7 separate regions of the Mus musculus genome follow, and regions 1, 2, 3, 5, 6 and 7 are each linked to region 4. Evidence: chromatin loops called from intact Hi-C (ENCODE). Cell type or tissue: heart. All regions are shown on one strand. Each heading gives the region's core, and the rest is flanking DNA. Links, peaks and the distances in the headings are about the cores only.

What was found. Hi-C counts contacts between places; a loop is a spot of excess contacts. Peaks named below come from ENCODE experiments on the same cell type or tissue, not always from the same donor. Only the 100,000 strongest peaks of a DNase experiment are listed, where the experiment ranks them.
Region 1: a loop joins it to region 4, with 2.8 times the contacts of the local background. A loop is called at or near these places in 13 of 42 quality-filtered maps.
Region 2: a loop joins it to region 4, with 4 times the contacts of the local background. A loop is called at or near these places in 30 of 42 quality-filtered maps.
Region 3: it touches region 4 in a loop (8-fold over the local background); 2 of 42 quality-filtered maps call a loop at or near these places.
Region 5: it touches region 4 in a loop (6-fold over the local background); 30 of 42 quality-filtered maps call a loop at or near these places.
Region 6: it touches region 4 in a loop (2.9-fold over the local background); 3 of 42 quality-filtered maps call a loop at or near these places.
Region 7: a loop joins it to region 4, with 4 times the contacts of the local background. A loop is called at or near these places in 3 of 42 quality-filtered maps.

What each region holds. Positions count from the first base shown.
Region 1 is chr15:75,942,648-75,946,997 of GRCm38, reverse strand. All of the region lies in intron 1 of Zfp623 (zinc finger protein 623), which reads right to left. Among named protein-coding and RNA genes, the nearest start is that of Zfp623, 3.9 kb to the right of the region's middle. In heart, for the core only: a CTCF peak has its summit at 2,486 (motif pointing left); no DNase peak of the experiment used is centred there.
Region 2 is chr15:76,091,166-76,095,515 of GRCm38, reverse strand. Nrbp2 (nuclear receptor binding protein 2) reads left to right here and starts at 3,826. Exons shown (of 18, transcript NM_001358359.1): 1 at 3,826-4,145. The coding sequence starts at 4,023. Gm41349 (a long non-coding RNA gene) reads right to left here. Exons shown (of 4, transcript XR_003951571.1): 2 at 3,470-4,182; 3 at 1-87. In heart, for the core only: CTCF peaks have their summits at 2,591 (motif pointing right) and 4,102; a DNase peak (open chromatin) is centred at 3,785; H3K4me3 peaks cover 861 bases; H3K27ac peaks cover 796 bases; H3K27me3 peaks cover 2,906 bases.
Region 3 is chr15:76,013,036-76,017,385 of GRCm38, reverse strand. Iqank1 (IQ motif and ankyrin repeat containing 1) reads right to left here. Exons shown (of 14, transcript NM_001370920.1): 3 at 2,397-2,483. It also overlaps a transcript of Fam83h not described here. Among named protein-coding and RNA genes, the nearest start is that of Iqank1, 5.3 kb to the right of the region's middle. In heart, for the core only: a CTCF peak has its summit at 2,069 (motif pointing right); DNase peaks (open chromatin) are centred at 2,055 and 4,005; H3K27me3 peaks cover 2,006 bases.
Region 4 is chr15:76,153,493-76,157,842 of GRCm38, reverse strand. No RefSeq gene overlaps it. Among named protein-coding and RNA genes, the nearest start is that of Gm35087, 23 kb to the right of the region's middle. In heart, for the core only: a CTCF peak has its summit at 1,712 (motif pointing right); a DNase peak (open chromatin) is centred at 1,722; H3K27ac peaks cover 1,029 bases; H3K27me3 peaks cover 705 bases.
Region 5 is chr15:76,080,568-76,084,868 of GRCm38, reverse strand. Puf60 (poly-U binding splicing factor 60) reads left to right here and starts at 3,923. Exons shown (of 12, transcript NM_028364.2): 1 at 3,923-4,019. The coding sequence starts at 3,996. Gm48952 (a long non-coding RNA gene) reads right to left here and starts at 2,343. Exons shown (of 2, transcript XR_003951572.1): 1 at 2,230-2,343; 2 at 1-1,243. In heart, for the core only: a CTCF peak has its summit at 2,271 (motif pointing left); DNase peaks (open chromatin) are centred at 3,918 and 4,238; H3K4me3 peaks cover 1,678 bases; H3K27ac peaks cover 3,004 bases.
Region 6 is chr15:75,725,427-75,729,776 of GRCm38, reverse strand. No RefSeq gene overlaps it. Among named protein-coding and RNA genes, the nearest start is that of Mafa, 21 kb to the left of the region's middle. In heart, for the core only: a CTCF peak has its summit at 2,008 (motif pointing left); a DNase peak (open chromatin) is centred at 2,016; H3K4me3 peaks cover 836 bases; H3K27me3 peaks cover 2,817 bases.
Region 7 is chr15:75,713,288-75,717,637 of GRCm38, reverse strand. Rhpn1 (rhophilin, Rho GTPase binding protein 1) reads right to left here. Exons shown (of 15, transcript NM_001163465.1): 13 at 4,273-4,350; 14 at 4,027-4,188; 15 at 3,219-3,586. The coding sequence ends at 3,413. Among named protein-coding and RNA genes, the nearest start is that of Rhpn1, 11 kb to the right of the region's middle. In heart, for the core only: a CTCF peak has its summit at 2,581 (motif pointing left); no DNase peak of the experiment used is centred there; H3K27me3 peaks cover 3,040 bases.

The sequences.
Region 1 (4,350 bases), core at 221-4,220, 210 kb after region 4:
ACCAGCCCCAATCAGCCACCCACATGGGAAGGCTTCCTGCGGCCCGACCTGTGATATGGCCAACCTTAGGACAAATAGGCTGTGCTACACAGCACTCTTCTAACTTGTGTCCTGTGTGGGTGACAGAGGGATAGGGATATAGTCAGGACTCTACTTAAAAACCAAGACATGTAATTCCAAGATCACTCAAATAAACTCTATCACTCCGACTGCCCACCACCCTCATTCACATTCTGCATCGTGTGATCTTTATCTTGTCCCTACCCAGAATGCATCTCCCTTTAGGCTATTTGTAGCATTCAGGGCCTCAGTGCTAGCAGCATTTCTGACCTATAGTGACTGAGCCTGAAGCCAAGAACCCAGTTAGAATCTCCACACTTCTAACCTCTCCCTCTTTCAGTGGCCTTATAATCTGGTTCCCTCTGTGAAATCCCTTAATGATTGGAGTGATGCGGGCAGTTCCTGTCCTAGCCTCACTGGCACAATGTTCTCACTTTATATCTACTTAGCCCCCATAAATGGTTGGGCTCTATACCCAAAAGTTAGCCCACCTCAGATAAGAAATTAACAAAATCAAGCAAACACACACACACACAAAACCCCTACATTTGTACCAAACATGAACGTGTCCCTTTTTCGGGGAAGGGCCATTATTCCTTGAAAACAACATACTTACCTACTTGTCACAATGTATTAGGTGTGATAAGTAACGAGATGATTTAAAGGACAGAAAGCTGTAAGTAGATAGAGAGCATACAAACATTACACATTTTCTCCTTAAGGCAGGGTCTCACTCTGTGGCACTGGCTGGCTTAGAACACACAATATGGACCAAGCTGGTCTCAAACTCACGAAGATCCACCTACTTCTGCCTCCCCAGTGCTGAGATTAAAGGTGTGTGCCATCACTCTGGCAACTACAACATTCTGAGAAACTCAAGCATTCTTTGATTTCAGTACCTGCAGTGAGGAACTGGTATAGAATCCTTTCCTGCATGGACTGGTGAGATGACTCAGCGGTTAAGAGCACTGACTGCTTTTCCAAAGGTCCTGAGTTCAAATCCCAGCTCAAAACCATCTGTAAGGAGATCTGACACCCTCTTCTGGAGTGTCTGAAGACAGCTACAGTGTACTTACTAAATAAATAAATAAATAAATAAACAAACAAATCTTTAAAAAAAAAAAAAAGAATCCTTTCCTGCACCTTACCTGCCCTTTTCTTCCCATCACCTGTGTGAGACCAGCTCTGGCTAGATCCCACCTGTTTTGGATCTGTCTGAACTCTTGCTCTCTACACTGACAGCTCTGACACCCTAAGGGTGTGTCAGCCATGTTCTATACTCACCCAACTCTTCTTTTTAATCCATCACTAGAGCTCTAGAGACAGCTCAGAGGTTGAGGGTACTTGCTGTTCTCATAGAGGACCCAGGTTCCCAGCCCACAAACCGATGGGAGCTCACAACTGTCTGTGACTCCAGGGGATCTGATGCCACATTCTGACCTCTGTGGGCACCAGGACCACATGTGGTACACACACACACACACACAGACACACACGAACACACACAGACACACAGAGGTAAAACACTCATATGCATAAAATAAGCATTTAAAATATCTAATGTTTTTTCCTACCCCTTAACCCTTACTTCAGTGAGAGGAAAGGCAGGGAGACAGGAATGGCCACTTCCACCACTGACCTGCGTTCCCATCAGCCTTCCTCCCTCTGGTTTCAGGAATCAAGCTGTACTTAACCTGAAGAAGGTCCTCACCTCCACTTGCTCTAGGCCTTCTCCCATCCCATCTCATCAAGCCACCGCGCCCTCCCTCTTGAGATAAAAACCTCTCTGCTCCTCTAGCCTGCCATTCCAAGTCAGCACACAGTAATGCGAGTTCTTCCACTAACTGGGGAAAGCAAGCTGGAAGTGACACAGTAGGGAACAAGAGGCCTTTGACATCCTGTAGGTGGAGCATCAGCATCTCACTTTAAAAAACTAAATGGGGGGCTGGAGAGATGGGGCGGGTAAGAGCACTGACTGCTCTTCCAAAGGTCCTGAGTTCAAATCCCAGCAACCACACGGTGGCTCATAACCATCTGTAATGGGATCTGATGCCCTCTTCTGGTAAGTCTGAAGACAGCTACAGTGTACATAGATATAATAATAAATAAATCTTAAAAAAGAAAAACAAACAACTAAATGGTACACTTATCTAGTCTCAAGCACTCTGGGGAACGTCCCAATTTCCTATCTCAAAGAACATGAATACCAAGCTAACTTCCCAAGTTCTAGTTCCTCTCCAGTTACTGTCTCTCCTCTCCACAATGACACTCAATGGTCACTGAGTTTATCTTACATCTCCTCTCCTCTGTTACTTTTTTTTTAAAAAAAAGATATTATTTATTATGTATTATGTATTATTATGCGCTCTCTGACCTGTAGGCCAGGCCATTATCCTGCACCCTGCTCCTGTCTCAGAACCTCAATGCTCCCTCTACTGGTGTCTCTCAAGGCACCAGGGTGACAGTCTTCTAACCTGTCTTCACACTCTCCTCCTCCACGGCCTTTCTACAAAGCCAGCAGGCTGACCCTTTCAAAGCATAAATGAAATGGTGACTTTCTATTTTAAAACCTTCAAGGCTCTCCAATCCCCTCCTACCACCATTCTTCCCCAAGTATGTAGGTGAATTAGCAGGAACACTTGAGTCACTTACTAGACAGTTGTGGTGAATATGCTTGGCCAGGGAGTGGCACTATTAGGAGGTGTGTGTGGCCTTGTGGAGGAAGTGTGTCACCGTGGGGGTGGGCTTTAAGAGACCCTTGTTCTAGCTGCCTGGAAGATAGTACTCTTCTCCTATTTGCCTTTGGGACAAGACAGAAAACTCTCAGCTCCTGCATACCTGCCTAGATGCTCCCACCCTGATGATAATGGGCTGAACCTTTGAACCTGTAAGCCAGCCCCAGTTAAATATTGTCCCTTACAAAAGTTACCTTGGTCATGGTGTCTGTTCACAGTGTGAAACCCTAACCAAGACAACACTTGAGCTCAACCTTTCCCATCACCCCTTCTAAGAGCTGGCTGTTCTCAGGGGCCAGTGCTCTGCTCTGCTCCATGCAAGCCTGAAGCTTCAGAACCCCTAAAGCTACAGCAAGGCAGTGCTGCCAGCCCGTGGCACCAGAGTCTCACTGGCATTCAGTATAAGGAAGTTCAAGGCAACCCAGCCAGCCACAGGGTTTGGCAAGGACCTGCATACGCTCACGTTTTAGAAACCACCGATACCTTCTGACTTTTATTATTTTATGGAGTGCTAAGGATGGAACTCGGGATATTATGCATGCTAAGCAAGTGCTCTACCAGTGAGCTGCACCTCAGCCCCTTATATCAGACTTAGAATGACTACGCTACCTGGACACAAGCCTGCAGCTGTTTACAAGAAGAGCTTAGAATCATGTGTGCCTCTCGGTGACTCTTACAACTCGGCAGCTAGAGATGGCTGAGCAGTTAAAAGCACTGACTACTCTTCCAGAGCACCCGGGTTCAAGTTCCCCAGAACCCCATAGCCGCTCACAACTCTGTAACGCAAATTCTAGGGGATACAACGCCCTCTTCTGGCTTCTGAGGGTACCAGGTACACACATGATGGACAGACTAACAAGCAGGCAAAACACCCATGCTGCAAGATAGGATCACACAGTGAACACCAAGATACTGTTAGCTCAGCCCTTAGCACACACCTTTAATCCTTCTGGCTGGACTACAGACACACCCTTAGTTCACACTTTTAATCCCAAACAATGAAGGCAAAGATAGTTTGTACAAGGAAGCACCCATGTTTGGAAGTGATGTCTGATTGAGAGGCGGACAAGGTGACAAATCAAGAAAGATTTGACAGAACAGGATATACCAACTCTTACTAGAAGAGAAAAGAAAGGGAAGCCACTTAAGGGGCCCGCAGTCTAGAGAAAGAAGAGAGGCAGTTTTACAGACAGTTTGAGGAGAGAACGAGCCAGAAGATTAGAACAGAGTACCAGACTTAGTTGGAGGCCAAGCAGAGCAATTCAGAAGCCAGACTGAGTGAGTCAGCTGGGAGACAAGTTTGATACAGAACAGCTGAGTTAAACCAGCCAGAAGATTCCAGAAAGAACCAGAAGGGATGAGCTTATTCAGCAGCAAGTCTCAGGGGCTGAAAACAAGTTTAGGCCTAGATTAGATTGGACAGAGGCTAGAAGCTTCCAGGACTAGCAAGCTAGGAGATGGAGGCAGTAAACCTTAGAGACAACAATTCCATCAGGAGAATAAAAACCAACATTAGACACCCATACACATAAAGAAAAACAGGAGCAGGAAAGCT
Region 2 (4,350 bases), core at 235-4,234, 62 kb after region 4:
GACTTGCTTCTGGCCTCAATGGGCACTTCATGAACGCAGCACATACAACATGCGCAGCCAAAGCACTGCACATACAATAAGGTAAATCTAGGAAGAAAGAAAAGAAACAAAGGAAGAAAGGAGTTAAGACAGTCACATACAGACCGGTATTGTTCAAGGATGTTGAGAGGAGAACCTGTTCACATGTCAAGGGGAGAGCTTCAGGAGAGATCCTGACTCTGGGATCCTGGACTTCTATGAGAAAATTAATTCCTGCTTTTTAACTTACCATGCCTCCTGTGGTATCTGTTAGGATAGCTCAAATAACCCCCTCTGCTTTTGTTTTTGTTTTTTCCAAGAAAGCATTTCTCTGTGTAACCCTGGCTATCCTGGAACTTGCTCTGTAGACCAGGCTGGCCTTAAACTCGCAGACATCTGCCTTCCTCTGCCTCCCCAGTGCTGGGATAAAAGATATGGGGGGCCACCACCACCCATCAATAACTGCCTGGTAATAATTGCTCTCTTAAAGAGAAGGGAAATGTTACATTGTATCACAAGTTCATTGTTGTTTTAGACTTCCATCTATTTTTTTTAGCCAATATTGAAAAGCGAATAAGCCTTCCTGTGGCATCCAGTAAGACTTCTCAACAAGAGAAATAACTTGTATGTCCACATTAGTCTCCTCCTCCCCCCTCCTCCTTCTCCTCCGAAGGCAGCTGAATGGTTGTTGAGTCTCCTGCATTCTGAATGCTGTGACTACTGATAACCCACAAAGAGCTCAAAGCTCATCCACGGAGAGCAGTGCCCGCCACACAGCACACATGTATTTGTCTGTTCTGTTGTATTGACCAAGTGCAAATTGATCTTTTGGGCACATTGTTGAAATGAATAAAAACGCAATCCTCAAGTCATCCTCGGAGGCCGTTTGGTGGGTATGATGGAGTTCCATCACTTGAGGAGGGGCCTGGTACCCAAGGAGCGCTTGGCTGCAGGACCCATCACTTCCATTTAGCACTGCTGCTTCTATTTCCTAGTAGTGAGTAATGATTAAATAGATGTCAATTCTCCTGAAATCTCTTGAAACAGCTGATTTTTTTCTTTTCCCCCTCCGTTGGTCGCTTCCAAACACACACACTCCCTAGGAACCGCTTCCAAACTTAAGTTACAGAGAGGCTGTTTGGCCCTCATTGACTGTTGTCGGGAAGCAGTAGTTTCCTGCCACATGGGGTGAGCTCCCCAAAGGAGCTTGGAAGATCAATATTGGTTTCCTTGGAACGAGAACAGAAGCCACGGCCTTGTGCCCATCCCAAAGGGGCCAGCCTCTCACTACCGCTTTCCTCTGGTCTTTGAGGCAAGTTTCGAAAAAACACAATGCCGGGTGCTGCCCATGAGGCGAGGGGCCTTCTCTCTTCCTCCCTGGAATATCTGGCCTCAGGGAACATCTGTCTAAGCCTGGAAAGCCACCTGCCAGAGGGAAAGAAATGGTCAGGAATTCAGAAACCAGACATCGGCTGCCTACCCTTCAGCAGGGACAGCCTCGGAGAGACCCAGAAGGGACACCCAAGGATCCCTGGGAGAGCTACAAGAGGTAGGAGAAAGGAATTGAGTGCTAAAGCACAAGACAAGATGTCAAGGGAGCAGATGACCATTGAGACGGGGTGTGCCCAGAGGACATTAATAGTAAGCATCTGGCAGGATGGGAAGATGGACAGGAGTAGAGGCGGAGACAGGAGGGCAACTGGGTCTGGAGCAGTAGCTGAGGAAAGTGACCAAGAACACACCTCAGCCTCAGACTCCATGCCCAATGTTGGATTCCAGAGTCCTCTCTAGATCCAACAAGAGTTTGTCTCAAAATAAGGCCATTTCCCAGGTACTAGGGGTTAGAGTGCACATACCTGTTTGACATGGGACTGGCTATAGGGAAGAAAATGAATTGAGGTTTGGTTCCTATGCAGCTGCCTCGGGAGACTCTTTGGACCACCTACTAAGCCTTCATGCATCCTTCTCCCACGCATCCATCACACCATTGATGAGGGCGTGGCATGTGATGAACATTACCCTTGGCACCAAGAGCAGACACCCTGCCCTTATAGATCCACATTCCATCATGGACAGATGAAACAGACCAACACAGGCAGGTCCAGCGCCAAATGTCATGGGAAAGTCTCGTGAGGCTAGGGAGGAGACAGGGTGTGCAAGCATGGAGCCTAGGGATGTCTTGTCGGAGAGATGACACCTGAGTCAACACCTGAAGGACGTGGCCTCAACGGGTGACAGAAGATGCATTCTATGTATAAGTCACAGTCAGCACAAAGAGGGATGGATGGGCCTGTCAAGTGCAGCAAACAGTCAGGAGGGCAGGTTTGACCTCCACAAAGGCTGCTTAGAGAAACCAGCTGTAGCAAACGTCTTGTGGAATGGAACCTAGGGGACGTCTGTGTGAGCATCCAGTTACCCTGTCCCCTACAGTTCTTAGACAGCATGTGCTACTGCCAGCTGTGATCTGTGCGTGCCACTAGCCTTGGTGTTGTGCATTGTTTTTAAGGTTTATTTTATGTGTATGTGATAATGAGTGCCTACATGTATGTGCGTTTGGTACCCATCAAGACCAGAAGAGGGCAGCAGATCCCCTGGAAGTGGAGTAACAGGTAATTGTGAACTTGTGTGAGTGCTGGGAATTGAACTTGGGTCTTCTGCAAGAGCAGAAGTACTCTTAACCAACGAGCCCTCAATGTCACATTTTTAAAAAACGGGTTCTATCTGTAGTGCCTGCCCCCCCCCCAAGAGGCTCTGCTAACACTGTGGTACAAGGCTCTTCATCATTTGTGTTCTTAGTGCAGACTCTCCAGTGTGGCTAGGGTCCTAGTTAAACAGACACAAATAGGTAGATCCAAGGACATGGGAATTGTCTTCCAAGCATTGGCCCTGTTCTGACTTCTAGGGCCAGTAGAGGGTTAACCCCTCCTGATCTGCTAAACTAGCTAACCCTTCTCAGGATAGGTAGAAGTCCACAGCAAGCTGCAGCATTCTGAGCGGGCTATGACAGAAGTCAGGAGCAGAGTGGGGGGCAGAGCTGGTCAGGGGTCAGATGATGTTTAAATCAGAGGACAGCCAGGGTCTCTATATAGAAAGGGGAGGTGCCGGTGGGTAGAAGGGCAGAGGTAGGACTGAGGGCAGTTGAGGGGTGGATAGAGGTTTTCGGGGGGTGGGGGAGTCTGCTGGATGTGACAAGTGAGAAATGCTCCCTCTTCGTGGTTCCATTGCTTCAAGGGAGCCCATAGTGGAACGGAGAGCGTCACATTTGGGGAGAAAAGAGAAACTCGCCATTATGAAAAGTGGGTTTGCACGGAATTCTGGTCCAGGAAGAGACAGGCAGTCAGGATTTAAAGAGTATCCCATCAGTCTCTGCTGCGGTGCATCTTTAGTGATGCGTTCCTTGGCTACCTGAGGAGGGAACTGGTCCCATTTCTGAGACCATATGGTTTCTTACCACTGAAGTGCCTGCCCCCAGATGCCCTTGACCCTTGATGCCCCATTCAGACTCTCTACATCGGGCCGAGTTCAGGACACTTGTCATGGGAGCAGGATCGGGATGCGGTGCTGGAAGAACTGGCTTCAAGAGTTGGGCAAAAGTGGTTCCCGAAGAGGCCAGGCACAGTCTGCTGGGAGAACCACAGCTGCCTGGGAAACCTTGGAGAGGCCTCCGCAGGAATGGGTGGTGCCTTTGAGGGGCGCGTCTCTTTGAGGCGGAGCTTTGGGGGAAGCAGGAGTGGTCTGGGAGGACGAGGCGTGCCTGGGGCGGGGTTCTGCCGCCCTGGATCGAGCTACAGTCCAGCACCGGCCTGCAGAGGCGGCTCCGGAGGGGCGGGGCGGCTCCTCCCTCGGGTCCGCTGCGAGCCCGCGCCTCCCAATTCCCGGAGCCGAGGAGGGCTCGCGGCGGCCGCTCCGCTGGGCTCCAGGTTGGGCTGCTGGGCGCTGGGCCAGGGCGGGCGGGAGCGGGGCGAGGGCTTGCGCGGAGGGCGGCGGCCTGGGCTCGCCGAGCCATGGCGGCCCCGGAGCCGGCGCCGAGGAGAGGCCGGGAGCGCGAGCGGGAGGACGAGAGCGAGGACGAGAGCGACATCCTGGAGGAGAGCCCGTGTGGCCGCTGGCAGAAGCGGCGGGAGCAGGTGGGCACGGGTGCGGGTGACGCCGCCGTCCCGTAGCCTAAGGATAGAAGCCATGGGATCCGTGGGGCCGAGCCAGTATGAGGGTCTCCCCGGACGCCCTGGCCTCTGGAGGCCCTCGGATCCCTTTGGCCCCAAGCCCTGGTGAGAAACCCCCATTCCTTGAACACCGGTGTCATACTGGGACCACCTCCACGTGCCTCTTGGA
Region 3 (4,350 bases), core at 153-4,152, 140 kb after region 4:
AACATCTGGACTGGGGCTCTTGAGTCCACAGGTCTGGGGCATACACAGACGCCCTGAGTTAGGAGAGAGATTGTCATATCTGCATCTCCATTCACCAACCCTGACCCAACCCAGGCCTAGCTAGACATGGTGTCACACCGTCTTCTGCTGTTCATCCGTGCCTCCGGGCGGGAGTGAATGGTGGTAAGGCGGGTCAGACATGGTGTATACACCTTGACCCAGATGAACTGCCATCAACCTCCGCTAGGCCTGAAGTTCCTGAGGCATGGCAGGGAGACACGGCCCCCTTTAGGAGCACTTGGCCATCCACTGCTCTGGGAGTGTGGAAGTGTGTCCTAAGTGGGTGCTAGTGGAAGGCGGCCTCCTGGGAAATACTGAGAGGAATCACCCTGGAAACAAGGATGGGAGGGGAGGTCTGAGGAAAGGTGGGGAACAGGTTTGTGGGGACAGTGGCATGTGGAGTGACATCCCTAGAGAGGATCTAGAATCTGGGGACACCTGATAACCATCCCATGAACCCCAGACAGGAGGCTGTGAACAGAGTGGCCGTGGTGGAGAGGACTGGATCCCAGCATTCGTCCTTCTAAGATTGACCTGGACCAGACTTCCCCTGCCGAACACACCTTTCTTCCCAGGCCATCAGTTCTGGCTGACGGCCCAGAGGGTAATCAGAAAGCCATAGTGATCAGGGCTGAGCAGCAAAAAAAAAAAAAAAAAAAAAAAAAAAAAAAAAAAGGCTGGAAAATGGTATGTTCTCAGTGTCTCTTGGAGTAGTCCTGGGATAGCAACAGGTTGGGATAGCAGCCAGCTGTCCGTTCTGCATAGAAGATAGAGTCGGCATCTTCCCACCACTCCTAAGCCCGGGAGCCTGGGCTGCAGGTGGAGCCCACCCTTGCTCCCCACCATTGCCCAGCTCTGAGCCAGCACCAGATGCTGTGAAAGGGCCATCATTAGCCTGAACTGAGTGGAGGTCTCTTCTAGAAAACCCCAAATAGGGGCTGGAGAGATGGCTCAGCGGTTAAGAGCACTGTCTGCTCTTCCAGAGGTCATGAGTTCAATTCCCAGCAACTATGTGGTGGCTCACAACCATCTGTAACGGGATCTGATGTCCTCTTCTGGTGTGTCAGCAACAGAGGATGCTCATATATGTTAAATAAATAAGGCTTTTAAAAAAAGGGTGGAAAACCCCAAATGCACTCCTGGCACCCCAGCAGTAATATTCCTGAGGCTACCCTGCCCAGCCACTGAAGGTCTTCCCAGTATATGCAAGAACAAGGGACAACAGAGGTGGTGTGCATGCAGTGTGGGCAACAAGCACTAGCCCTTCTGAGGGATCCTGGCTCCTCCCATCTGGCATCTCCTCTGCTCTGAGTCTCCATTGGAGACTGCATCCCCACACATCCGTCTCTGATGAGACTCCGGACTGTCTGGCCCTGAGCTATGCAGAACCCAGGTCAATGAATTAGGCATACACAACTACACTAGAACAACCTACAGACCTCACATGCATCCTGTCCTCGGGATAAGGCTGGGTCTCCTGATCCCAGCACCCGAGGAGGGGAAGGGCGGAGGTTCGCCAGGAGACATGGGTGTTCGCAAGCAACACGGGTGCAGCATTTTCCGAGAGTTGCACAGACAGCTTTGGAGGGAGAGGCAGAGGGCAAGGCAAGGCAGAGTGGCCAACGAGAATAGGCGTCGGAAGCTTAAGTAGACCCAGAAACCAGGCAGGGAAAGTATGGAACACCAGGGCCAGCTGAAGTGGGTCCAGACACCAGTCACTGGGAACATTGTGGATGGAGGGATGAGCCTGGAGGAGCTTGGCTAGATGTGTTGGGGTCAAGGCACCCAGAGAGTAGTTAGAAGGGCAGCTGAAGATGGGGTTGGGGGCCCCGGCACTGAGGTCTTAACCTAATTGCGTCTTGGAAACACAGAGCTGGGACCCGAGGCAGGAAGGGAGCAGGCTGGCCGGACCTGGGCCCTCCTGTCCTTAAGCACTGGAGCCCAGGAAGCAGGCACAGACAGGACTCTGGACTTCATGGTGGGACTCCCCAGCCACAGCTGTGGCTGGATCATTTTACTACCGCCAGAGGGCGACAGGCTCAGGGCCGGAGATTCAGTGAGACCTTTGGGAGGCAGACTGGAGCCAGGGGCTAGCAAGACATGGGGGGGTGGGGGGCGGATTTTCTGCCTGTTTCTGGCCTGCTGCATAGACTATACGGGCACGCACACATGTATACATGTAGGCGTGCATGCTTTTGCATGTTTGTGCGTACACACGTGTGCATATGTACACTCATGCATACCATGCATATCTGGGCCCAGGGCGGTCCCCTTCCTGCCAGTCCCACAACCATCACCGCCCCCCCCCAGCAAATGTAGGACACCCAGGTTCTCACCTGCAGGGGCCTGGGGGTTCTCAGAGAAGGACCCTTTGCTTGGATGACTTGCCTTCCTTTGCAGCTGGCGACTCTCTCTCGGCTTCCCTGAAGGAAAGGTAGCAGAGGTGTAAGGATGTGAGTTCTTCCTTAGCCCTGCAACTTCAGATGGCATTTATGGGGTATGAGCTAGGCTTGTTCCCAGGCTATTAGGGAAGGACTCACGAGGCCAGCACATGCAGCAATTTTAATGAGCCTCGTCTTCCAACAGCAAATACACCTTTAACCTGCTACTATCAAGAACCAACCTGTATCTGGAACCAAAAACCCCAGGCCTGGGCATGTGGAAGCCCCTAAAAAGCATGCCTCTCGTAGTCCTACCTGCTGTCTCCCACCCAAACAATGCCCCTGCCACTTCCCAAGCCCTTCAGCAAAGCCTTTCTCCTACTCTTCTCCAGACACCTGTCTGGAGCTCTCAGTCAGCTCCTGGGGTTTCTGGGCAGGGGCAGGGTGGATAGTGTGTGTGTGTGTGTGTGTGTGTGTGTGTGTGTGTGCTGGGCAGGGCTGGGCCAGGCAAACCAGTCTGGCCAGTGAAGCAGAGTTGGCTGGGATGAGGCTCTGGGCGTGGGTGTGAGTCAGCGGGCTGGGGCTGGGGAGCAACTGGGGAGGATGTCACCTGGAGCGACTCCTCGAAACAGGAGGCCTGGGAAGGAAGCCTCAGATGAGAGTTGGTCTTGGACCCTCAGCTCCACCCCTGGGACTAACAGGTGGGCCACGTGAGGGTCCCTTAGGCCTTGCTTTAATTTAAAGGGGGTGCTGGACTCCCAATCATGGCAGTAGTCAGGTCCCACACCCCATCCCAGGAGCCAAGCTAGACTCTTCTTTATCTAGACTTTTGAAGGCTCAGTGTCTTCACCAGCCCACGGTGTGGCCCAAGTGCTTCATGCTGGGCCTAGGGTGGGCCTTCATCTCTGGCAAACTCCTGTCTGGCAGGGTTCGTCCGGGTAGGCCTGGGGCTCCAGTGGTCAGCTGGGTTGGGATGACCTATGGCCAGTGAGGGTCTGGGCAGTTAGGGCTGGCTGGTGCATTTGGGATGCAGCTCTTGGCTCTGTGGCCAGTTTGAGTTTCCCGCGACCAGAGACTGAGGGTGGGGTAAAGGGGGGGGGCTTGGTGACACCCAGGCAGGACCAGGCAAGTCCTCAAGCAGCAGTTTAGCTACTGAGAGCCGCCCCCAGTTTCTCAGTCTCCCTCCCAGTCTGGCCAGTGAAGTCTGTGGCCTGTAAAGTCTCGCACCCTGTGTCAGCGTGTTAGTCAGCCTCCTCGGCTAGGGTGAGCCACTGTGCCGCCAAAGTCTCTATAAACTCTCTGGTGTGGCCCAGTGCCACAGAGTGGGACCTGTGGGGCCTATAGGCAGAGCCAGGGCCCTGGGCTCTGCTACCGGGGTGCGGAGATCAGCCAAGGGGTAGCACAGCCACTTGGGACAGCGGGGAGCAGAGGGCTGAACCTGGCTGAGAGCAAGCAACCTCTTGTGGCCTCTGGGATGTCCTCTGAGCTCCCTAACCAGGCCAGTTGATGAGCCAGGCCCCTGGGGAGCAGACATCTGGAGAAAGAGGCACTGGATTCAGGGCCATGTCTGGGAAACGAGGGCGAGCTCGAAAGCCCCGAGGCAAGAGGGTGGGCAGGGCCCAGCGGGCAGCTGGGCAGCAGGGCCCTGAGGCTGAGCCCCCGCCCCCCAACACAGGGGGCCCTCAGGACCAGGTGGGGGTGGCCCCGACAGAGCACGTGACCAGCACTCAGCCGGCTCCTCAGGGACACTCCAGGGCCACCAGGCCAGAGCAGCTACAGGCAGCCTGGAGGCCAGTTCAGGACATTGCTTTGGGATCCGAGCTGGTGCTGGCCCCTGAGCACATGGAGGGCTGTGGAGCTGGGGCCCCCATGCCAGCCCTGGGCCCTGAATTGCTGAGACTCCACGAAG
Region 4 (4,350 bases), core at 208-4,207:
GGCGTAAAGAACAGCACACCTCGCCGGGCGTGGTAGTGCACGCCTTTAATCCCAGCACTCGGGAGGCAGAGGCAGGCGGATTTCTGAGTTCGAGGCCAGCCTGTCTACAGAGTGAGTTCCAGGACAGCCAGGGTTACACAGAGAAACCCTGTCTCAAAAAAATGAACAGCACACCTCGATAGGAATGGGAGGTATCCGGCTATCCACTCCAGAAGGTTCTGAGGTAGAAGAACCTCTTATCTCCAGCCCCACTCTGTCTCCCTGTCTGACACAGCAGGGTGTCCTGAGGGTCCCCAACTCCTGGGATAAAAGGGACCCAACGTGACTGAGAGAACACCAAATTTAAGATGCGTCTTATTTAAGATAGAGCCTCATTGGAGTGTGAGCCAATTGCTAGATGTTTTGTTTTAAGACAGGGTCTACCTCGCTGTATAGCTCTGGTGTCCTGGAACTCACTATGTAGACTAGGCTGACTTCAAACTCATAGAGATCTGCCTGCCTCTGCATCTGGAGTGTTGGGATGAAAGGTGTGTACGACGTTCAGCCAGTGGCTCGTCTCCGTGGACATCTCCTCAAAGGACAGGGTTTCTTGTTCTTATTCACTCAGAATAAAAGCTTTATCATGTGGAAAAGCACCTGCAAGATGGGACTTGAACATTCCTCAGCCCAGCCTCTTAAATCTATGCATTACAAAGTCAATTGCTCATCTGCAGGAGCTCTTGGAAGTCAACCATCATCTGTAAACTGACATACGGGGCATGGGGGTGGGTGAATCTTTTATCTGTATTTTTTTTTCCTTCTTTCTCTCTGAGAAGGTCTTAGTACACACAAGCTAGCCTTGACCTCATCGTGTAGCCCAAGCTGGCCTTGAACTTGACCCTCCTACTTCAACTCTCTACATGCTGGGGTTACAGGCATTTGTCACTTATATAACCCTGTATAACCCTTCCCTAATGGGGCCTCTAGGTACCCAAATGCTGGGACAGGGACATTTCTGTCTATGAGAACGTAACAGATTGGGAACACCAAGCACACAGTGGACGATTCCCACGCCCCCATCAGAGCCCTGCTTGCTGAATTCACCAGCCTTGATTCTCACACATTCCAGAGCCTGTTAGGAGGAAAGTCTGAATCCTCCAAATGACAAGAGTCAGCAAGATATCCAGGAGGGTGGTGCAGTATCAAGAGAGGGCATTTGCTGTAGGACTGGATGGGGCCACCGTTTAAAGGACTATTAGCCACAGAAGGTCAGAGAAGAATAGATGGGAGTCATTAAGGACCTTAGGCTCGTCTTCCCTTCCCTGGGTTCCTCTTTCAGGTTTGGTCAAAAGATGTTGGGCCCTGGGGCCCTGGGCGACACTGGATGGCCAGGCTGCTGGCTGGGCCCCTGTCTTCACCCTCACATCTCACCAGTTGAGGCCCTGCCTGGCCCTCCTTGAGGACAGGGGTTGCAAGAGACAGATCGGGATATATGCTAAAAGCACTTCAAATTTCTCCCCTGGCCTGACCTTTCTTCTGTCTTGGAGGCCAGCTCAGAGCTGCTCCAGCAAGGACCCCTGGGCTGAGGAGCCGCAGAGCTGCAGAGTCTCAGAGTCGCGGAGTCGCAGAGCCACCTCTGAGATGCACTGTTGTGTCACTGACTTCTCCCTTAGTTGTTTCATGACTTCATGTGTGTATTTTAACAAAGCAGCCAGGCGCTGTTATGAGACGCGTCCAGCAGAGGGTAGCAAAGGCTCTTGTTCCAACAAACTCAAGGGCTCCTGGCTCATGCGTGTTGCCAACAGAAGAAAGAGGGTATTGTGTTGGATCTGAGAGGAGCCACCTCAGCTCTTGCAGGACCAAAGGCCTGGGCAGCCTGACATCATCTCAAACAACCCGTGCCCTTGACACTTGAACACACAGCTGACCAGGGTCTCTGGAGAGACGTCGCTGTCTGGGGACAGCAAACAGCCAGTGAGTGCATCCTGGAACAGACTCTCCTCACACACAAGATTCCATATCGCCAAACACCGTGACCCCAGGCAGAAAAGCTTTAGGAAACTCATTGAATAGGAGTTCTTCTAACTGATAACTTCTCTCTCTTTTTTAAGACAGGGTCTCACTATGGAGAGGAGATGGGCCTCGAACTCACCTACCTCTGCCTCTTGAGTGCTGAGATTAAAGGCTTGTGCCACCATGCCCCTCCCCACCACTACAGACACTCTCTCTTAAAATATTTTTAGATGGATTTGCGTTTCGTGTGTGTGAGTATTTTGCCTGCATGTATGTCTTGTGTATCATGTGTGTTCTGGTATTTGTGGAAGCCAGAGGAGTCCCCTAGAATTGGAGTTACAGATGGGGTGAGCCTCCATATGGATGCCAAGAATCAAGCCTAGGTCTTCTGGAACAGTAAGCCAGTGCTCTTAATCCTGGAGTATTTATTAAAAATAGATCCCGGTTACTGCATATAATATATAAAGGAAAAGAATGTGCATTTTGTTTTATTCAAGTCTCTTTGGGCATGAGGAGGAAGATTGTATGACCAACTGGTCAAAGGAGATGAACAATAGCCCTGGAAACATAGTGGGTGCCTTATAGCCTCAGCCAGTGAACCTACAGGCCTGATTTGCATGTGACCACAAGATTGAGCAGGAAGTAGGAAAACATTGGGAAGAGAAGTCAGCCTACAGTGTAGATGACACTCAAAGCAGGTTTGGTGCCATGATGTTCCAAGATCCTCTCCCACATGACCCCTTAGGGTTGCAACCCGGCCTCTAAAGGATCTGACATTTCCCTATGCCAGCAGGCTCTAACCCTGCTAATGCTGCGACCCTTTAGTGCACTTCCTAATGTTTTGGTGACCCCCCACCCATAAGGTTATCTCACTGCTACTTTATAATGGTGATTTTGCTACTGTTATGACTCCTGATGCCAACACTTGCATCTGCTGATGGTCTTAGGCAACGTCTGTGGAAGGGTTGTTCACCACCGAAGAGGTCACGGCCCCCCATGGGTTGATAGCCTGTGCCTTCTGACATCATCTTCGGAGAATATCTCAAATGAGAGAATGTGTCTAAATCCAAAAGAAAAAAAAAGGAAAGAAAGAAAGAGAGAGAGAGAGAAGGAAAGGAAAGGAAAGGAAAGGAAAGGAAAGGAAAGGAAAGGAAAGGAAAGGAAAGGAAAGGAAAGGAAAGGAAAGGAAAGGAAAGGAAAGGAAAAAAGAGAAGCTTGAACATGAATTGTAAAACTCTAAGGGCGATGCCTCAGAGCTCCCAGCCCCAGCCCCTGACCTGCTCAGCCAAGCACTCCTTTGTTGCCCTCTGGCTATGCAAAGCTATCGCAACAGTGTATCCATTGTTTTTGGAAGGAAACTCGAGGCTTTTTTCCACATGGTCTTAAAAATATTTTATTGATCTGTGGAACTATACAAATAAAATGTCTGTATGGAAATTCTACTAAGATGTGTACTGGGTGGTGCATACATCCCCTAACATTTCAGTGCAAGAGAGCTTGAAGGTCCTCAGTGGCTGGTGCCTGCTTTCAGAGGGTTAATAACTCTGAAGACACCCAAACAAACAAACACACTAACAAACTAACAAACAAACCTGTTAGATGGGGAGAGTGCTTTTCACTTGGCAGAGATAGAGTGGTATTTAGCGACATCGGTACCACATGACGTAAGCAGAACCATCATCCACGCATGCCTCATTCATCCTACTTGGGGTTATACCTCACACGACCAAGACCCTTGTGGTAGTTTGAATAGATATGACCCCCATAGACTTATGTGTTTGAATTCATGGCCCATAGGGAGTGGCACTATTAGGAGATATAGCCTTCTTGGAGGGAGTGTGTCACAGTGGGGGTGGGCTTTGAGGTCTCCTATGCTCAAGCTCTGCCCAGTGTGGAATACAGTCTCCTTCTCTGCCTTTGGATCGAGATATAGAATTCTGGCTCCTCCAGCACCATGTCTGCCTGCACACTGCCATGCTTCCCACCATGATGATAATGGACTAAACCTCTGAAACTAAGCCAGCCCCAATTCAATGTTTTCCTTTATAAGAGTTGCCTTGGTCATGGTGTCTCTTCACAGCAATAAAGCCCTAATTGAGACAACCCTTTCCCTGGCATGAGGTGTAGGGTGGTCACTGGGACTGTGCACTGATGCCCCTGTGTCTCCAGTCACACAACAGAGGGAAGCACTGCCTTGTCCTCTTCTGGTCCACTAGGCTGTGTCACCAGTAATAGCCAGTGAGGTAATGGTATTTAGTGCCAGAGAGTGCTAAGCACTCTTACCCCACCATCAGTCAGGAAGAACCACACTGCTCTAGATGGTTGGCTAGGTCCTGGAGTAAAGATGACAGAACTGAG
Region 5 (4,301 bases), core at 302-4,301, 73 kb after region 4:
CAGGCTGGCCTTGAACTCAGAGATCTGCTTGTCTCAGTCTCCTAGGATTAAAGGCTACCTTACCTGGACCTAAGCTTTCCATGGTCACTATGCCTCAACTTGCATGTCAGGGTCCAGTCGGAAGCCTGTATTTTCCAGCCTCAAGATCTGGATCACAGGTGTACCCTCCTTTTCTGGATTGGAGTTCATTCCAAGCTGACAACCAGGAATAGTCATCACAGCCAGAAACTCACTACATAGACCAGGCTTGCTTCACTTTCACATGATGCTGGAATTAAAGGCATGTGCCACCGTGCCCCCACAAGCGCGCTTTTAGTCCTGTTTACTGGTTTTTCCATGGTGCCCCCACATGGCAGTCTGTAGGGCTAATCACCTGCCCACTCTCTGCCCCAGCATCACCCCACTTTGATGGGCATCGGTGATGAGTATTACAGTTCCATCAGCGTAGGTTTTAGCAGAGGACAACGTGTCCTACACTATATTTTCCGTATTGCACAATTTTTTGTTTTCTCTGAAGTTAATAATTTTCCTTTTTAGTTCTTTTAAATGGGGTGTGTGTGTGTGTGTGTGTGTGTGTGTGTGTGTGTGTGGTGGTGGTTGTGGTGTGTGCCATAGCTTACAAGGAGGTCATACAGCAACCTGTACCTGTAGGAGTTAGTTTTTTTTTTTTTCTTCCCACCATTTGGGCTCAAGGGGTTGAACTCAGATTATCAGGCTTGGTGGCAAGTCCCCCTTAACTGCTGAGCCACTCCCCAGCTCTGCTCCTTACTTTCTGTTTGCCATTAATTCATCTGTGGGCTCCTCTCAATATTTAGGACCAAGCCCAACTGACTACCCTTCTCTTGCTGGATCTCCACTGAGTGAGCCTGCTGCCTCTTCCTGTGTTGTGGTTCAGTCCTCAGTGTGGGCTGCCCTGCACCAGGATCTGTCCGCATGCCTCTCTCTCCTCTCCGGGACCCATGCATTCCTCTTCACTTACCCCCACTTGAAGCTTCCCAGAGAAGAATGGATGAGAAATTATGGAATCTTTGCCTGTTTATCCTTATTCGAATCTTAGACGTGTGAAACTGTGAGAAGTTTGTTTAGCTGAAAGCATTCTCTCCTCAGGACTTAAGGGTGTCATGTTACATTCTTCTAGTTCCAGGAATTGCCATGCTTCGGAATTCTGACCTTTTGTGTAAGAGCTCTTCTGTTTCTCCTCATTCTTTCTTTGCCTAGTGTTTTGGAAATTATCAGTGACCTGCTACAGTAAAAAAAAAAAAAAAAGAAAAAGATGACATTTTCTTGAATTGTTCATTGATTTCTCTCCTGTCTCCTAGATAAATTATTGAGATGTTGAATTTGTATTTTCTATTGTTTTACATTTGTTTACCAGGTGGTTATGGGTAAGCACGGGCAGGAGCTAGCTGCTCTGAGAGGGCTCAAGGGCAGAGTGAAGACTTTTTTCTTTTCTTTTTTTAATTTAATTTTGTTTTGCTTTCAATCACAGTTTCCTCTTCCACCCCTCCCAGCTCCCCCTCCCCCATCACACCCACTCTCCTGTTTTCCTTTAGATAAGAGCAGGCCGCCCAGGGATCTCAGCCCAACACAGCATAACAAGATGTGACAAACCCTCATATCAGGGCTGGATGAGGCAACCCAGGAGGTGAAAAGGGGTCCCAAGAGCGGGCAAAAGAGTCAGAGACACCCCCATTCCCATGGTTAGGAGTCCCATAAAACACCAAGCTAACAACCATAATATTTATGCAGAGGAGCTAGCATAGGCCCTGTGAGGCCAGCTTAGCTGATTCTGTGGTTACAAATCTCCAATTTTAGGCTCCGTTTGGCTGTGGGTCTCCGCATCTGTTCCATCAGCTGCTGGCAGGGGTACATAGAATCACACTGGAGGCAGAGACAGGTGGATCTGAAAGTTTAAGGCCAACCTGATCTTTTTTTTTTTTTTTTTTTTTTTTTTTTTCTGAGACAGGATCTCCCTATATAGTCATGACTATCTTGGAATTTGCTTGGAACTCAGTGGAAAGGTAGACCAGCAGGGCCTCCAACTCACAGAGATCCACCTTGCCCATGCTTGGAACAGGCACTCAGAAGCAGTGCTTGTTAAAAACCATTGACTCTTCACTTTTGACTCACAAGATACCTAAAGCAGCCAAATACTGTCATCATGCAGTCTGATCTCTGGCTAGTTCTAGAGAAGACAGATTCAACATTTCAGAGTTTTTATCAGCTTACCAAAGATTTTTCTGAAAAGCAAGGTCCATCACTATCAGAGGGTGGTGCCTGGGGTTCCCCCTGGTGGTGGTGGTGAGACCCAGCCCACTCAACATCCTGTGTGTGTGTGTGTGTGTGTGTGTGTGTGTGTGTGTGTATTTTCAGAGTCTCTAGTGGGCCCATCTAATTCTAATTCTTGAAGAATATTGGCCAATGTGATTATCGCTTGTTTTCTTGAAACTTTCAACTTTATGGGTTTTCTGTTTTGTGTTTTGAGACAGGATCTCTCTATGTAGTCTTGGCAGTTGCTTGGAACTACTTGGAAAGGTAGACCAGGTTGGCTTCCAATTCACAGAGCTTCTCCTTGCCCCTGCCTCTGGAGTGCTGGGATCACAGGTATATGCCACCACACATAGCTCAACTTTATTTTTCAACTTATCGAATCGCTCATTTGCAGATTTTGTTTTGTTTTTTTTTGGGGGGGGGGTGTTTTTCCAGACAAGAGTTTCTCTGTGTAGCCCTGGCTGTCCTGAACTATGTAGACCAGGCTGGCCTCGAACTCAGAAATCTGCCTCTGCCTCCCAAGTGCTGGGATTAAAGGAGTGCACCACCAACACCTGGCCGTTTTAATTTTTCTCTTTTTTAAATGGGGAAATCTAAGTTCATGATCTTTATTTTCTTGTTTGGGGGATGCAACATCTTTAGGTATCTTCCATTTCCTTTGTTGTCTTGGTTTCTTTTCATGCTCTTCTGCTTGGTGATTCTGGCTGGCCACTTTTGCTTAAGAGTGAGATGCTAAGCTGGGTCTCAGCGCTTCGTTCCCAGGAGGAGCTAATCTCCAGGCACTGTTGGCAGAGCCAGAACGACTAGTAACCTGTATTAGGGATAGAAGTCTGGAGGCACCTACTTTTTTTTTTTTTTTTTTTAAACTATCTGCACATTTTCGGAGAATTCAAGACACAAGCATCACACACCAGCCTGCTAAGGCCCTCCCCTGGCTCCCCAGCATTCCACTTCTCTGCCCACTTAGGTTTGCTTTCAGTAGAGCTTTTTCCTGTTTAAAGGGGGTACCGAGGGGGAGGAAAATATTCTGCCATGTTTTGCTAAAGATCTCTATATTAAAGTCTGAAAACCCGAGGGGTGGAAAACGAGAATGGCTATCCGGTGGAGTTTGAAGGTGCCTGAGCTTACAGATGTGGTTGGTGCCTTGCAGGCAGCCTTACGGCCACAAAGCCCAGATGAACTACATATTTACACATAGCTCAGGACTTGGGGACTAACGTACACATTTATGCCCACAGGACAATAACCACAGGACAGGCTGGGGAGCCATCTTTTGGGGGCCATCTTCGTGTCAACGGCTATTTTCTCACTAGGAAAGAGACCATATTTCAAAATGAATGAGGATTCCTGACTTTAGATGGACAATGCAAAGGACGATGCATCAGTCTTTTTGTCTTCTGTCTCCGCAGTCTACGAGCTTTCAGCGAGTGGACTCAACTAAAATAGGGTGGTAGGAAAAGAGGCAGACGGAACTGACTCAAAAATGTCGACCCCCCCCCCCCCCGACCAGGGGAGGGCTCTCCGGGTCGCCACTCCAAAACCCCGGCCCGCCCCGTCCTCCTCCGGTACATTAACGGCCTGCTCCGCCCCGGAAATGCGTTTCGGTCTCCGCTCTCGTAGCTATGCCGTACGTCGCGAGATTTCCGCGTCCGACGCCCAGATCGCGCGAGACTGCGGAGGGAGCTGATGCTTGTGGCGCGCGCGGCGGCCGCGACGGACGCAAGATGGCGACGGCGACTATAGCTCTCGTAAGTGAGTCCCTCGCGGCCAGGGGGCGGCCCTCAGCTCGGAGGAGTGAGTCGTCGGCTGGGACAGGGTGCGGAGGGGACCCTGGGTGCGCAGCGGCCCGACCCGGACCTCGTACGGACTTTACCGTGGTCCCCGGCACGCGGGGCGGAGGCGGAGCGGGAGCGCGCGGCTGCGGCCACGGCTGGGGCTCGACTGCAGCTTCCGGCTCGAGGACTCCAGTTTCCGGCAGCTGGGCGGGGTGGGCCGGCCGCGGAGCTGCCCTGCTGGATCCCCGCGGGGCG
Region 6 (4,350 bases), core at 232-4,231, 430 kb after region 4:
CTATTACCATCCACCTCAGGTTTCTCTGCTGGGTTCTCCATAGGATGTGTGCTAAAGAAGGGCCCAGTAGTTGTGGCCTGGGCTGGGTGTGGTTGAAGACAGCTTGAGGCCGGGACTCTGCAGAGGGATGTTTTTTAGGGAGAGGTAGGAGTTTCCTTCAGTGAGACCAAAGGTCTTTAGTTGTCGCCCAAAGCACCTAAGATTGGACAGGACCAAGCAGACTATGCTAAAGACAGAGAAGAAGGCCCCTCCCTACTCCCATAAATGGACCCAAGCTTTGCTGCCTGATAGAAAGAGACCCAGACAACCATAAAACCTCACACTGCTGAGAGCAGAGAAGAAACCGGAAGGTTCCAGCAGGGTAGAGTAGGGGCGGATACAAAGGGGTCAGAAAGGTAAAGTGTCTCATCAGGCATGCAACCCTTTTCATCCACCCCCACCCCCACGTATACCAGACTCAGGATTGCAGAATAGGGACCTCTGAGGTGTTCTGAGTCTCACAAAGCACATGTTGGAGGTCAGGGTACCGAGAAATGAGAGAGAACCAAGGAAGAGGCCGTCGCAAGCTCAGAGAGCTGAGTGAAGTAGCCACAGGAGAGTCGCTACACCATCCAGGTGATAGGCACACAGGAGAGAAAGCTCAGACAGGACATGATGACACAGTTGTGTGGGGTCAGTCCACATATAAGCAGGACCCAAGGCTGGAAGTGTTCAAGAGGAAGAGAGGGGAGGGGAGGATACAGGCATAAAGAGTGGGAGGGAGGGGATGAGAGAGAGACAGATAGAAATGAAGGAAGGGGGAGGGGGTTCAACTATGACTTGCTGGATGGTATGTAGACACCCAGTGTGACCAACTGGTCTGGTAACTAGAGCCAGAGGTGACTAGGAGCCCACAGGGGTAAGGGGATGGAGGCTTGTGTTCTGCAGTGGCGCGTACCCCATCCTGTACCCCCAGGGGGTACAGAGCCCATCAGGAAGCAACACACTGTTCTCTTGCAGCTCAGAGCCTCTACGGAAGGACAGGTGGCTTCCCACCAAGGGAGGTGCAGGCCTCAGGGATGGTGGTGCACCGTGGCTTTTGCCAGCCTGTTAAACAAGAACAAAAACCAAAACCACATTCCCCATCAAAGCCACACAGTGTTTCCAGCAGCTTTTTCTGTGGTGAAGCAGCCAAGGTGCTCTTCAGCAAGTGATGCATGAATGAACCACAGTCCGTTCAAACAACAGAAAATGACCCAGTACTGACAGACTCCTTACGCAAAAGACAAGAGCAGCAGATTAACTTTGCTGGCAGGAAAGGTTGGAGATAGCAGTGCTGCCTGGTCCCCGTCCCGCAGAGTCACAGACAGGGGCCAAGTCTAAGGTAGGTGGGTGTGGCTTTGGGATTGTGACCAGTCACCACAGGACTGAAAGCTAGAACCATTCTATCACTGCAATGCAAGCTGCGGCTGACAGGGCGTGCACACACAAACAACCCCCTCCAAGGGGACGTGGAAATCCTCAATCATTTGTCTACAATCTAAGACAGCTCAAGGAAATAACGCGATTAATTATGTGTATAAGAAGAAACTGCGAAGAGGCATTTGGGTCTGGCATGGCTCCCGCCTCTGTTGAAGGGAACACAGACGTGGGGATCTTCCTGTCCCCGGGGTCACAGGTAGAGAGGCAGGGCTTAAATAAGACCTTGAAGGGGCTGGGGGTGGAGCTGTGTTCGTGCCCGCCCCCTCCCGTCTGTCCCGATTTGCATCCCCCTCCCCTCTGCTCTCCTCCTCCCTTCCCCTTTCTCCTTCTTAAGTCTCCCCTCCCCTCTCTATTGCCAGGGCCAGTTCCCTGATGAGCTGATCAATGCTCATCACCATTCGTGGAGATTCTAACTCAAGTGTGGCATCTCAATCAACATTGCTGCCGTCCCAAGCTATCGACGAGAGGCTTGTGAACAAATGAGCCCTTTGACTAGCCCCTGGCCTCCATAGAGCTGTTACCTATCTGGGCTCTGTGCGCCTCCTAGTGGTTGTGTGGTGAAACACAGCCTAGAAAGCTTTGGGCAGAGTGAGGGAGTAGGCAACCAACCTGTAGGAGGCACAGCACAAGTCCACCCTGTGTGACCTCTGGTCTCTGACCATCTCCAGTCACACCCTACACAAGACACCTTCATAAGACCCCAGAATGGGGCAGTGCTGCATACTTTAATCACAATTCTTGGGGGCCAAGGCATGTGGTTCTTTGTGAGTTCAAGGCCAGCCTGGTCTCTAGCTAGTTTTAGGCCATTCAGAGATAAAAGGTGACAAACAAACAAACAAACAAACAAACAAGAAGCACCGCAAACAAAAGACACCAGAACATACCATTCCCAACCTGCGCAGAACACTCTCCCTGCCCCCATTCTCTAACTAGTATGTGCTAGAGTCCCACAGTCCCCCTGGCTGGCTCTGTGCTTGTCTCCCATGTGTTCCAGACTACCCTGCTGCCCACAGTGCCTGCCTCAGGACTTTCACATGTCCAGGTCCCTAGGCAGACACTTCATCATATCTGTAATCTCCTCTGCATCTGACCAAACCACTCCACCTAGCACGCACCCCAGCCTTGCAGCCCACACCCCAGCCTTGCAGCCGCACCCCAGCCTTGCAGCCCGCACCCCAGCCTTGCAGCCCGCACCCCAGCCTTGCAGCCCGCACCCCAGCCTTGCAGCCCGCACCCCAGCCTTGCAGCCCTCACCCCAGCCTTGCAGCCCGCACCCCAGCCTTGCAGCCTGCACCTCAGCTTTGCAGCCTGCACCCTAGCCTTGGGCTGTTCCAGAAGTCGGGGAGTCTTTTGCTGGCTGATAGTTATCTTCAAAACTTGGTACATAGTATGTCCACTGTTGACTGAATAAATGAAATAACCGGGTGAGAGGAGGGGCAGGAGAGCCTGGTGGTCACAGACCTGAGCTTGGAGTCGCCTGCAGAATGCTGACACCAGCTCTGGTCCTCCTGTCCTCATCAGAGCGTAGCTTCTCACCCGAGGAATGTCTGGAGCCATCTGTTGAGGCCATAGGTCAGGGTTGAGTCCTCCTGGGGGGCGCTGTGGAGGCAGCATGGTGGGATTTTGGCAGAGAGCAGAAAGGATTTCAGCCCTGCCTCGCTACCCCTTCTCTAATATGGCAGAACTCTGTGGCTCGTATGCAGGGGCAGAGATCAGAGGCCTCGTTCACCCTCCTCAACTCCTCATCCTCCTGGAAGAAAGGCTGGCACAGCTAAAAGATGAGGAGAATCCTTGGCTCCCTCAGATGCCTCTGGGCTCTGGGCATCAGTACTGCAGGGGCTGGGGCCCCTGGAACCTCTTCTGACACACTGCTTATCCACTCTGACTTCTGAACTAGCCTGTCATTGGGTGACTGCCTCCTCCATCCTATTAGTAGCCTGGACTAGGCATGGCAGGCACCTTGTGTGTGCATGGTCAACTGACTCTCTGACCCAACTTCTCTGTCTTGTGCTCTGCCTGGGTCAGTGACACCTGAGCTTTGAGGGTTCCACAGTGGGTCTGTGTATGCAGGGCTGATCCTGCTGCCAGCTCCACTCACTCCTTCCCCAGTTCGCAGCAGAGACTAGTAGGCCCAAGGTCAGTGGACTTCATATTGACAACGTCTCTCCACCCTAGGCTGTCGGAGGGAGGGAGGAGGCTGTTTGGCTCGATACGGCCCATCTTGTGAGACAATAAATTTGGCCATTGACCCAGCAAGCAGACGTCGATAAATGAACGGTTAATATAAACATTGTCCTTCCCAAATTAATCCAGGCTGTGGGGGGGGGCCTGGGAAAGTGGGAAACTGAAATATGGAAGGAGGTCGGAGGACAGGAGCATCGCTGGGAGTCTCTCAGCCTTCACACACCCCTGTGGGGAGGCAAATGCGCCTTTCTCCCTCAGTGAGTGTGCTCTGAGGCAGGCGTGTGCTCTCCTAAGGCAGAAACACAAAGGGAAATGGCAGAACCACCCCAGCCTAGGTGAATCTCCCTACTTCCTTCTTCCCCCCCATGTTACTTGAGATATGTTTAGCTGACAAAGGGTTCACTGCTATATAAATACATGTCTTGGAGTGTCTATGTTTTCTGAAGATCCTAGTGTGGAGAGTAGACCTATCCAACCTGTGCTGGTCACCCCCCTTTCTGAAGTAGGACTCAGATTCATGAAGAATCCTAGCATGCTCAGTGCCCTCAGGTAACTATGGCCCCTGTGTTTTCCATGGAGAAACCTTGTGGTGATTTGAATGAGAATGGCCTCCATAAGGCTCCTATAGTTGAACACTTGGTCCGCAGTTGGTGGGACTGTTTGGGAAGGATTAGGAGGTGTGGCCTTGTTGGAGGAGGTGTGTCA
Region 7 (4,350 bases), core at 183-4,182, 440 kb after region 4:
TCAGTGGCCTATACGGGTACAGTGCATCTTTTCTTGAGTCAGAGCAGAGCCCTTGCTGGGCCTGTCTAGTGTCCTCTGCTCTTGGAACAGGGCCAAGAACATTTCTACTCCCGAGGGAGCCAGGGTCCTGGGCCCCCATTGTCTAGAGAGTTTTGTTGCCCTGCCCACCAGAGTTGTGGGTTCTGTGCTCTTGGTAAAGAGCCGTGGCAGGCCACGGTGTGATGGCTGTTCTCTGGCAGTGGCTTTCCGAAAGCCGATAGGCTTTCTAGCCAGGCTAGTGTGATCTGGACTGATCTAGCTCCTCCAAGGCCAGCCGCAGGTCTTCACCCTCTTTCTTATTTTGGGAAACGGAGGCACAGGCAACTAAACCGCTGTAACTCTGTGCCTTGTTCTGGCTTGGCCATCTTTTTTCTCCCCCGCCTGGGCTATAGTTCTGAGTAGCTCACTCCTGCATCTGTCCTATATCAGTTGCCTCTCCCCACTTGAGCCAGTACCCAGCCAGAACCCCCCCACCCCCTACTGTGGGCTCCTGACTTAGGTGCCCCATCAGGCAGGACACATGTCTGGCTTGCATCTTCACCCCTCTTCCTTGGACAGCCCAACCGTGTAGTGTTAAATTTACTAAGGGATGACAGGAGTTCAGGGACCCACCTCCCCGGCCTGGGAGCTTTGGTGCACGGCTTTCTCCCATGTCTGCAGCTGAACTCACAAATCCCTGGCCAGTGGGAACAATGAACAAAATAAAATATTGATGGGCATGGGGGGTGCGAGTGGTAGGCGGAGGCTCTGGGCTGGGCCTCAGACCCAAAGCACACATGTGAAAGGAGGGGCCTAGAAGACGGTAGCCCTGAGGCCCCTGAGGTTGAGGCAGGTAGCAGGGTCCTTCCACCTGGCCATCTCTATTTGACTATCCATCACCAGCCCCCCACTCCACGTGCACCCCGCCCTCACTCCATCTCCACCCCCACTCTCTCTTCTGCGCCTCCCTCTCCCACATTAATCTCCGGGCCTCTCACTGCTGATTCAAGCAAAACAGAGTTTGCCTTTTCCCCTCTCGGCAGATTTTGTTGGCAAAGCAGAAAGGAATCACAGCATACGCACGTCTCAGCCTCCTGCCCAGGGAGCCACTCTGAAAATGAAGCACCCCTCCGTGGTGTGAGCTGACTTGGGTTGTATGTGTGGCCAGTGCGCACAGGCACCTCACTTCTACGAGCCTTGTGATCTCCCTGATGGTTCTGGACCCTGGCTCCTCATTGGCTGTGAGGAGACAGGCCGGTCCCTGTTCTTCCCTCTTGGGCAGCACATGTGTGACATATGTCACTTGTCCTCTGCAGGTACTCGGAGCCCTCACTAGCCAGTTGGCCCTATCCTTGTTCATGACCCCAGGGTTCACCTGTGATCCACAAGCCAGAGGCTGCAGTTTTGAGCAGGGGTGTGGCCAAGCAAAAGCAGCCCAAGGTGGGGACATCGACTCTAAAGGCTGAGAAGATGCCAGCTAGGTCAGAAGGTTTGGGGAACTGTGTGGGGTGGGATGGTAGGAAGAGATAAGCCAGGGTAAATGGGCCAGAACCAGGATTGCTCACATTCTCGGTGGGGTACCCATCAGCTGGTCCATTAGGGTAGCAGTGTGTGTGAAGATCAGGGCCAATACCCTCCAGCATGCCAGTGTGCGTTACATACACCCATTTTCTCGTCTAAAAAGTTCACACAGAGGGCTAGGTAGGGCTTCCCTGGTCACTCAGTCCTAGCCCAGATGGAATTCTAGACTCTACCTGGTCTTGGGAGCTTTCTCACCTTGACAGCTGGGCCTGAGTCAAGGACCTCTGTCCTCCTTCTGGGAGGAGTCTCCACAGCACAGGAAGGGCCTTAAGAGAGGTCCCTGAAATGGGGAAACTTTTGAGCCAGGTACTTGAGAGTTAAGGCAGAGAGCTCAGTTAGCAAGGGCCCAGGAGTGAAGGCGAAGGCGGCATGGAAAGATTAGTGGAGAGGGTACAGACAGGCCCTGGTAGCCTAGCCACTCACTGTGCAGGCGAGGGGCAGCTCCAGGCGTCATCTCAACAGATCACCCAAGATGTGCTTGTGTGTGTGTCCCACGCTTACTGTCCTCCACAAGGTCTGCCCCCCTGTCATTCCTGATTATCATGTAATGGCTTCCTTGACACACAGTTTTATTAATAAAATTTGCAAGTGTTGCGGAGCCTGAGCGGCCTTGTCCATTCTGCTGAGCTGGAGATTGTCCCGGGAGGGCAGGTGAGTGGATCCCCTGGGTGGGTGCCTCTCCTATTTCAGAAGAAAGCTGCGTCTTCAGGACTCACTCCACTCACCGGCTGGCCCTGGACGCGGATGTCTGGCCAGGGTGATGGGCGGCAGAGCCCTGGACTGTGTAGGCAGACCTGGAGCATGGACTTGGGTGCTCTCCCCTGGGAGCCCCTGGGCAGAGGCTTGAAAGGGCGTGGGTGGGTTGCTGACTATGGCCGCTTGCTTCTCTTTCCTGGGCCGTCCTCAGGTTCTCAGAATCCTGGGGGTTGGAAGAGCTGCAGCCTCCTCGGGCTGCATGAATGGGTGACAGCCGCCCCCTGGTGGTTGCAGAGAGCAAGTTCTCCATCTAATTTGTTTTGTTTTCTTTCTAGTTCGGGGACTGAGCCCAGGGTTTCTTGCATTCTCTACCACGGAGATACATACAGCCTTTCTGTTTCCATGCGGAACCTTCCAGGGCCTTTGAGGGAGAGCATCTTCATGGCTTCAGCCATGCATAGCTCAGGACTGCGTTTCATATGGTGTCCCCACCCTGTCCCTCTGAGTCCGGGTCCTGAGCCCATCCTTCTGGGGAACCTGTCAGGACCTGCGTGGGAGCAGGTAGAATGGGCAACAGGATGGTCTGGAAGCTGGGGAAGCATGAGGGGACTGGAGATAAAAATGTCTTTGCTGAGATCTTACACACGGAAGAGCTGACTAACCAGCAAGGGAGGCTGGTGACCAGAAGGGCTACTAGGAACCAGGCAGAATCAGGGTGGAGCCGTCAGGGTACATGCCCAGAGCAACTGGATGTGAGGATAGAGCCAGGCATCCGCAGAGTAGATGAGGCATGGCAGGGGCCAAGGGGCCTGCTGCTGGAGGACAGCCCCAGCTCTGCTGCCCTCTGCAGAGGGAAACTACATCTGGACTACACTGAGACATCTCTCTGGTGGGGTAAAGTGACCGAAGCTTCAGTACCCGACTCAGACTCACCTCATCTGACCAGCATTTTTAATAGACATCTCTAAGCAAGGTGGGGGCAGCCTGATAGTCCCCAAGAGTAGAGGACAGACCCCGCTAGGCACATCTGGCTAGTTGGAGCTGATTCCAGGGTGATGTACATAGGAGTATGGCCCCCACAGCCATCCTGAGCACACAGGGATACGGGGTGTCCAGCTCAGGGGCAGGTGACACAGTTCCTGTTGGTGCAGGGGTCAGGGTGGCTTCCAGTCTTGCCTTGTTTATTCTTGCGGCTCCAGCCAAGGATGGGCCAGGGGCGGGTACGTGTGGGCATCGGTGTCTCAAAACCACACTCTCTCTGGTTCCACAGCAGTGCTGCCCGTCGGGGTCCCTGCAGCCAGGACAGAGATGGATGTTGTCAGCCATCACTGCCTGCCCTATCTGTGGCCACCCTGAGAAAATATTAGAGCCTTCTAGGAGCCATAGGTGTGTTAGGGGCATGTTAGGGGCATTTGAAGTGGCCATGCGAGGCTCCTTGTTTGTTGCTTGCCACCCAAACCCGGGGTGGCCATGCTGGACAGATGTGACCTCTGGGATAGCCTGGTCTACTCTGGGGACAAAAACCCCACCAAGGTGGTCTGGGCGCTTCATCTGGAGTAGGACAGTAGCCACGCTATGGAGGCACCATCAGAGGTGACCACTGCCCAGAAAGCCACTCCTACTAAAGGCTACCTAGCTACTTTCCCTTTGAGGACCCGGGGGTGGGGTTGGGGACAACCAGGGCTGGGTAGGACTGAGGGTTGGGGAGCTTTTCCTAGGCCAAGCGCTTACTGTGCCACGTGGCTCAGGGCTGGGCAGCAATGACACGACCTGCAGGCTCACGCCTTCCTCGCCCATGCTCCTCAGCTGTGTCACCACCTCCAGGTGCTTCCACCACTTGCACGGCTGCCCGTTCACGGACACGATGTAGTCGCCCTCCTTCAGGCCAGCGGACTGCGGAGAATGTGGATCGGTGAGGTGGTGGCAGTATCTAGCGGTCCTCTAGGATTCCAGCACCCCGGGCTAGAGGGCCTTTACCTCAGCCTGACCCCCAGGGACGACAGCAGCGATGAGGACTGGAGAGTCTCCGCGCAGCGTGAACCCGAAGCTTCCCTC